Linked DNA regions of Homo sapiens: region 1 is linked to region 2. Evidence: chromatin contacts called from ENCODE Hi-C or POLR2A ChIA-PET data. All regions are on one chromosome and are shown on one strand. The core of a region is the stretch at or near the end of the contact, and the rest is flanking DNA. Distances in the headings are between cores, read along the strand shown.

Region 1 (4,535 bases), core at 874-3,373, 950 kb before region 2:
ATTTATAAAACTAAGAATAATATGAAGATGAAAAAAGTCAATGTTTGCTAAACCTAAGATTTTACTATAATCTCTTATGGTGAATAACGAGACAATGCTAGCACTCTTTGTTTGACATCACCTCAAATTTTTTATAGCTACATTGGCATTCTGTTCATGAAACACAAGTAAAGCGATGACTTCATTCCCGAGGATAAAGGATAATTGATCTTAACCTTCCTATCACTTTTCCTTAACTCAAAGCACTAATGCAATTGAAGGTACTGATAAATAAAATTTCTCCAGGAAATGAATGACATTGTGACAGATAACCTCCAAGTTACCTCCAAAAAGTACAAAGTACAATATGATTCAGAATCTCAATTCAGGAAACCCTTGCCCCACAGTGTGAATGGAAAGCTGCCAAAAATATTTTGTTGAAAAGAAATTCAAACTTTGAGGATATTTTTTCTTCCTCAGTTTTTAAACAAAAAAAAAAACCTAATTTCAACAAAATCCCAACAATTCAAAATGAAGCAATGTTCAAAGCTGGATTATTCATTTACATTAAATTTATTAGTGTGATGCTTTTATTACCACAAACCTAAAACATTTTGCCACCTTTATCTCCTGATGTTACCAACTAATCCTGATAAAACATATAAAGCTAAGTAATGGCTCTGGAAAACTGTGTATAACTATATTAAGTTGCTACTTCACCAAGATAGTAGTATTCCCATCTCTTTTCCCTTTCTTTTTTTCCAGTCACTGATGATACTTACCATACTGAGCTGGAGTATGTGAATATGGCTGATTTTGGCCACATAATTTTGCCATACTTTTTAAAACAGAGGTCAACAGCTAAATTAAGGCAAAATTTTACCACATTTTTAAAAATCGGAGTCTAAAGAATGGAGGGAAGGTTATTGATTGCCACGTTAATGTAACATTTCCCTTTCCAGAACAAGTAATTATGCCTCTTTAATGTAAATATGGTAACCCACTCAACGTAAGCTAATCTAGAGAACAGACGCCCAAAGCACACTGTCACCCAATACACGAGCGCACACACACACACAGTGGCCAGAGGACAGAGCAAATTCAGAAACCCAGAGCTCAGCACCTTGCATAGAACTGTCACCCCTGACAACCTTCACACAAGCACACCTGGCTGGCTTAGATTTGCAGCACCAGTATACCTTACTGGTAACCCAGCTGCAGCCCACCATCACAGCCCGCAAACGCAAGCCCACAACCCCACACACCCCGTCACTTTTTCCAAGAGACCTGTACGCCGGCCCCAAGCCTCACTGGCTCCGAGCCCGTCCGGAGTTTCCGCGGCCGCCCCGAGGCCACTAACCGTGTCTGCAGTCGCAGTAGCCCCAGTCCACCTTGCCACGGGCGTCTCCGTAGAAACACCAGGGTCTGCCCGCGCCGTCGGGGCTCCGACAAAAGTTGTGGCGCTGTCCTCGCAGCTGAGCCCAGCTCGCTGGGGGCGACCGCTCCAGGAAGGGTGGCACCTCCGCCCACCGCAGACACGGGGCGCCGAAGTCCGTCACGCTGACCCATGGCTCGCCGGCGGGGCAGCCCCAGGGGTGCGGCCGGGGCGTGTGCCCGGCCTGGAGGGCGTGCGGGCGCTGGGCAGGGAGCGCCCGCGGGGGGCGCGGGAAGCGCGGGAGAGGCGGCGGCGGACGCGTCCTCGGGGGCCGCTGCTGGGTGGGAAGGTAATAGGGGTAGTGCGGACCCGCAGGGGGCGAATGGCGGTGGCTGTGGTGGAGGGAATCATTGAGGACAGAATCAAAGCCGACCACTTCGGGGAGCGCCCCTAACATCAGGGCTAGCACGAAGCGGGCGAGCGTCATGGTGCCAGCGCTGCGGGGTCTGGTCCATGCTCCCCAGCTTCTCGGGCTTGGAGCGGAGAAGAGGAGGGGGCGGGGGCGGGGCTGCCGCGTCCCTCGAATCCCCCAGCCCCCTCCCGCCCCCGCACGCGGACCGCCCTCGCCTCCCCAACCTTGCCTCCCGCCGCTGGTGCCCTGCCGCGCCTCGGCTCCTGTCCCCTGGCGGCGGCCGCGGGTGGGGAAATCTGGAGCTCAGCCGAGCCCCGGCCGGCGGAGAGGACCGGAAAAGAGAAGGCGCGGACGCAGCGGGGAGCGGTTGGGCCTGAGCCCCAGGTAGCGGCGCAGGCACGAGCCCGGGAACTCTGCCCCCTGGGGGCGGGCGCCGGCCGCGCAAGCTGCTCCGGACCTACGCTCGGCCCCTGCCAGGCCCACCGCAGTCCGCCCGCACGGCACTGCCAGCTGCTGGGACCGAGCCCGAGGGTGCCCGCGCGGAGCACGGTCTTGGCTGCCCCTTGCCAGCATGCAGCACCAGCACAGCCCGGCGTTGGCGGCTCCCAAATCTGGCACCGGCCCCTGCCGTCATCTCTCCTCCAACCTCGTCGCCCCGTATCTTGCTTCCTCTGTTTTGAAATCTTTACCAAAGTATGGATGGATTTAGATGCAGCTCTTCCCTGACAACTCCCAGGATAAAAGTTATCAAAACCCACGAGGAATGTTAAAGCCATTTCACTGAACTATACGCTCTTCAAGGACAAGACCACGTTTTATTCAGCTTGATATCACCGTGCTTAACACCGTGCCCCAATAAACATTGGCTGAAATTAAAATCCTGAACCGACTCAGGGAAAGGAGCTTGAGCCTTTCTGCTTCCTGCCTCCCACTTTCCAGCCGGTGCCCTGGACAACACCAGTTGTTTGGTTATTATTGGGATTCAGTGAGGCTCTCTTAATACCAAATTTCCTCTCTAACCAGAGAAGACTTCATCCGTCCCGGTTTCCATCCTATCCAAAAAGTCCACCCCCCTAGCACCTGCCTCGTTTTTTGCAGGGCAAGGGACTTCTGTTAAGCCTATTCATTTGCCTCTCCAGAGACTCTGCCTGCTGACAATTTTGAAGCTTCACTGTTGGCTCGACCTCAGCTTAGTAGGGCCCTTTCAACACTCCTCGCCCCCCTCCCGCAGGCTCCAAAAAACTGTTGGCTTAGAATCTTAAAAAAAAAAAGTTACTGGAGCTGTATGTTTTAGTATTTTGCCTTTCAGTTGTTTCTGACTATGCTACCAAAGTTTGACAAGGAGAAGGAAGCCCGTAAAGAAGGCAACATTTTATTTTCTGGCATGGTCACGTTTCGTTGTGAAAAAGCAATGCTGTCTCATAATATAATGTACCCTGAAGAAAACTTGAACAAAATTCAAATGTTTATTGTTAAAACCTAGGTTTCAATTAGGAACTGAATTAATTCACTACTAGCTTTAAATAAGCCATCTTTAGCCGGGCGAGGTGGCTCACACCTGTAATCCCAGCAGTTTGGGACGCCCAGGCAGGCGGATCACATGAGGCCAGGAGTTCGAGAACAGCGTCGCCAACATGATGAAACCCGCCTTTACTAAAAATACAAAAAGCCGGGGGAGTGTTGGCGCACGCCTGTAATTCCAGCTACTTGGGAGGCTGAGCCAGGAAAATCGCTTGAACCTGGGAGCAGAGGTTGCAGTGAGCCGAGATCGTGCCACTGCACTCCAGCCTGGGCGACAGAGGGAGACGTTGTCTCAAGAAAAAAAAAAAAAATCCATCTTTAATTTTGTGGGTCGTTTTATTGTTTTTTGTTTCACTCCTATTAATGAAATATTTGATTTTACTTTAGAGAGAATTGGGTAAAAGAAATGATGTTAAGAGTCCAGGGATGTATTTGTCAAATCTTTATTCAAGTTGTTTTCATTCCAGTTGTTTTTACCCATTATTTTTTTACTAATACTTTTCTGGCTCCAAAAGCATAGTTAAATCTATACTTGTGGAAGACAATGAAAGATAAAATATATATCTGGAGTAGTCTATTTGTTCATTTTAGTGAGGGTTGGCAGAGCTCATCAATCACAGATTTTTGAAATAATAGGTGACAGTTCTATCAGGGGTCAGCCCTTTTTCTTTCTGACTAGCTTTTCCACCTTAGGCTACACACCTGATGGCCCAGGGAAGGCTCATTTTAGGACTGTGGGGAGGCTGCTTGGACCCTGCTCCCTCCCCTTCCCACATTGACCCCTACAATCATTGCTTCCATGCTTCCTGGGGGTCCAGAAGCAGACCCAATTTCCATGCATCTACATACCTTGCAGACAGGAAAATAATGAGAGAGAAGTGAATAAAACAGAAGACTGTTAGATCTGAGCTCCAGAGAGGAGCATGGCCTCAGGCAGTCTGGCCTCTCCTCCACTTCCCTGTACTCTGAGGCCACTTAACATTTAACAGACTATAAAATTGACATACACAAAGTGGAGTTACCCACAGAAAATTCCACGTCCGGATTTCATCATTTAAGTTTTAAAACATACTTTTCTTAGAAAATATAAGGGCATTTATGTAATTATGATTTGAGGGCCTTGGCTTGGGTTTTGCCTTCTATTTGACAGGAAAAGTGTGTCTTAAATAGCTCTCTTCTTGACATGTTAGTCCCCTCCTCTGCTAATATTTTCTCTTCCTCTCTTCTTTCATTTCTCCTTGCTGCTAC
Region 2 (4,089 bases), core at 41-2,540:
AAGAAGTGACTGCCTATCAAGAAGTGAGAATTTCAGAAGTAACTCATAGGCATGGTGACTAAGGAGTTAACAGTGAGTGAACAATCAACTCCAAAGTCCAGGAGAGCTGTCTAGATGGGCTACACTGCTCTTCTCCCATAGGAGCCCTGTTTCATCTCACTGCTTCTCCTTAGCTTGTCTCTTAACACCATCTCCATTTGGTGTCTGCTTCCTCCTGCCCTATTCTCTTAAGTTCCCTTCCTTTACCCTCTGCCAGAATTGTCTTTTCAGAGCGAGTGGCGATGAAAATGGAGAGCATGGGTTTTACAAGTAAACTCTACAGAATTTTGTAACTTGGTGTTTTAGGATATGTGGATGTGTGTAAGAAAAGGGCAAAGTGTCTCAGGTTTCTGGGAGGTAACGGTGGATAAAGTTGGCGTTTACTGAAATGGTAACGCTGCAAGGCAAGTAAATTTGGGTAAGAAGCTGTTAAGAGTTCAGTTTTGGACATGTTTAGTTTGAGACAGCTGCGTGGTCTGCTCATGGTTAAACAGCTGTATAGTAAAAATAGCTTTCGTTGAGCACTTACTACTGCCAGGCAACATGCAAATCACTACGATCTCAATCTTCACTACACCCCTATGACCTGGGTTACTAATGGTCCCAAATGGCAGATGAAAAAATAAAGCTCCAAAAGGCGAAATAACTTCTCCGGTCGCTTCATGGTGCTGCAGGAACTCAAGCCTAGCTGGTTTCATTCCAAATCATGAGAAAATATGACGCCAAGTTTTCTCCACACTTCTTTGGAGACTCCCACGGACGTGCTAAAGAAGGACATTTTACTCCTAGTCCTTCTCCCCCACCCACCCGACTGCGCCACTCACCAGCTGTGTGATCTTGGACATATATAAACTCTCTGGAATTCAGTCCCCTCCCCGCCCAAAAGCGAGCAAATGATCTCTAAGCTCCTTACCACCCCAATTTTGCATTCGAGATACTCACCATGGCAAAAAATACACAAAGAGAAACACCACCACATCGAAAAGGATGAAAAGCCAGAGGTCCAACCAGTAGGAGTGTTTGGGAAGCCCATTTGCCCCAGACTGAGGCCTCACATCGAAGTTCTGCCTCCCTCCCTCGCTAAAGCCTCGCCGCTCCCGGAGACCATCTCGACCATCAACACCCGGTGCGTCCACCTCCATCTCGCTCCTGCAGCTTCGTAACAACCCTAGAAACCGAAAATGCTTAAGTTCCCGGACTTTGGTGTTCGCCGCACCGGAAACTGAGCGGAGTCCGGCCGCCTGCGCAGTGCGCCGCGCCCCGGGTTCCGGAATGCACTCTGAACCTACTCTTCCCAGCGCGCAGGCGCCTGGCTCGGCTTTCCGCTGCCTCCGTGACCGCTGGCATGAAGCGCGGCCTCCGCCTTGACACTAAGTCAATGGGCCCGCCTACTTCTGCCTCGCGGCGTCCCAGGCAGATAGCTGGTTATTCAGGTTTCGTTGGAAGAAATACGTTCTCGTCCCCCTGAAAGGCCCAGTCCAGTCAGGTGATGGACTCCTCCCTGAAACTGCACGAGGTCACCTCTCCTATCCCCGTATTCCGTTTGGATCCTTATGCCAACGTGTTAGGAAGGCCCCCTCTGGTGGGTTTTGTACTGTCTCTAGCATTTGACACTTAATATTTAAACACCACCAATGAGGTGGACGTCCTACTCACGGGACTGAGTTTCCAAACGGGCCAGAGAGCAGCACGTGAGCATTTTGCAGGTACTTCAAGGGAGTGGGTTTAAGAATAACCTGGCCGCGCCCCCCTGTAATCCCAGCACTTTGAGAGGCCGAGGCGGGCGGATCACCTGAGGTAAGGAGTTCGAGACCAGCCTGGCCAACATGCTGAAATCCCGTCTCTACTAAAAAAAAAAAAAAAAAAAAAAAAATCCAAAAATTAGCCGGGCGTGGTGGCAGGCGCCTGTAATCCCAGTTACTCGGGAGGCTGAGGCAGGAGAATCGCTTGAACCCGGGAGGCGGAGGTTGCAGTGAGCTGAGATCGTGCCACTATTGCACTCCAGCCTGGGCAACAGAGCGAGACTCCATCTGGGGGGAAATGGGGGTGGGAAGAATAACCCAAAGGTTATTTGACTTTGAGTGTGAGCCTCAGCAAGAACAGAATGCTAGCAGGAAGAAAATGACCTATACTGCCTGGATTTTACCTCGTGGGTCCAATTTCAAATATTCTCTTTCTTGTCACATTATGATTCCTGAATTGTTCAGAAAATAACGGGCACCCAGACATATAAGTGGTTCTCTTGGTGCATAGTAAATGGAGATAAGACTGTAGTTGTGTTTTTACAAAGTCATTAAATCGTCGTAAAACCTCTTTGAAGGGGCAGTACTCCATCTTATAGAATTAGGAAATGAGACACAAAAGGAGTGAATTGTCTAAGGTTACTAAAAAAATTATAAAGCCTAAAATTAACTCCAAATCCAGCACTCTTAAAGCTGTTCCATAGCTTCCTAACCTTGCTCCAATTTGCCTCCAAATCAATTGCCAGGTTTTAGAGACAAAGATAGTATACGACCTTTCAAGAAAAATGCTTTGTAGATTCTGGGATGAGAGGGCCATTACCTGAGAATTAATTAGATTGTGTGCTGTAATACAGATTGTCTGATGGTAGTAGACAAAAAGACCCTGGGCTTAAGTGGCATTGAATCTTTACAAAAATTAGGAAAGGCAAATAAACAATTGCCTCTACCAGAGATGGAAGCATTCTTCTCGCTGACAAGGTAGGATCAATTACTCCTAGTTATTGAAGTAGGATTGATAAAAAATTATTGAGATTATTAGTGTTGAAGAAGCATGACATAAACTGAACAGGTCTTGAAATGGTTTTAAACTTGTCTTTGGCCCAGAGTCACATGCTCATCATGAGGGGATGTTGACAGTATGATCTGTTCTAGAGTCAGGAACGTCTGCCAGACTTGGAAGAGCAACTAGTGCAAATAAGGAGGGGTTATTTAAACTAAATTCAGTTGAAAGATTCTATTTCCGACTTTACCCTTGTAAAAGTCCCACTGATTGTTGATTATTCCACATTACAGAAATGAGTTTAGAGTGTGTTATGGCTGATTTTGAACTACTGGCCTCAAGTGATCCTTCTGCCTCGACTTCCCAAAGTACTGGGATTACAGGCATGAGCCACCTTGCTCAGTTGGCATTTGCCATTATCAAAGCAATTTAAATTTTAAAAAGTACTGTACTGAAATCCAGGTTCACTGTCAGTCATGCAATACCTCGGCACTTGTCCAACCACCTTGAACTTTCTACTTCACATGTTCAACTGAAAAATATGCACCAGGGACTACAGATTGAATCATTGCACTGCAACCATGATCCAACACTTCCATAATTCTGTCAGCACAATTAATCTGATTGAGCTGGGGTGGAGAAGGTGGTGTATGAAAATGCTATAACCATCAGGCCAAAGACAGCTAAGTGTTTTTAAGAAGACGTTACAGATCTTCTGAACTTCAAGTGCAATAAGTTTTCAGGAGGGAGATGATGATGAATTTTGCTTTAACCTAAGGGATAATGCAAATTTTTCGTATGCAGCTCTCAAGCCAGTATATCCATGTGATAAAGCATCCTCATGATCATCCTAGGAATTAAATTAATTTTATAGAATAACCTCTCCAACAGTGGAGAATTTGGTTACTGTAATTTTCATCTGGAAATATATGTGTTTATCTTAAATTATTCTTTCTCATCTTAACTTTGTCTTTTCCTCCTTTTCAAGTTGAGTACCTGTCCTAGCAACAACCCTGTTGATTGGTACCACAGGTTATTTCTCCATCTTCTGGGTCATTTTATTTATTCATTTTGTTGTTATTGTTCTCTTCAATTCTTTTTTTTTTTTTTTTTTTGGAGACGGAGTCTTGCTCTGTCGCCCAGGCTGGAGTGCAATGGTGCGATCTTGGCTCACTGCAACCTCCACCTCATGGGGTCAAGCGATTCTCCCTGCCTCAGCCTCCTGAGTAGCTGGGATTTCAGGCGTCTGCCAGCACGCCTGGCTAATTTTTGTATTTTTAGTAGAGACAGAGTTTCGCCATGTTGGCC

The links. Hi-C counts contacts between places; a loop is a spot of excess contacts on that map. ChIA-PET counts read pairs that join two places held with the same protein, here RNA polymerase II (POLR2A). Pooled maps may share reads with other maps.
Region 1: a loop to region 2 is called in a pooled map, with 2.4 times the contacts of the local background. The contact joins the promoter of PRSS12 here to the promoter of ARLN in region 2. A Hi-C loop is called at or near these places in 1 of 50 pooled maps. POLR2A ChIA-PET finds 5 or more read pairs at or near these places in 2 of 52 experiments (GM10248 and PC-9).

The regions. Positions count from the first base shown.
Region 1 is chr4:118,350,880-118,355,414 of GRCh38, forward strand. PRSS12 (serine protease 12) reads right to left here and starts at 2,124. Exons shown (of 13, transcript NM_003619.4): 1 at 1,340-2,124. The coding sequence starts at 1,841. RefSeq lists an enhancer at 1,869-2,714 and silencers at 1,981-2,060, 2,091-2,350.
Region 2 is chr4:119,299,355-119,303,443 of GRCh38, forward strand. It overlaps ARLN (allregulin), which reads right to left and starts at 1,291. Exons shown (of 2, transcript NM_001001701.4): 1 at 982-1,291. The coding sequence starts at 1,181. RefSeq lists enhancers at 885-934, 1,035-1,264.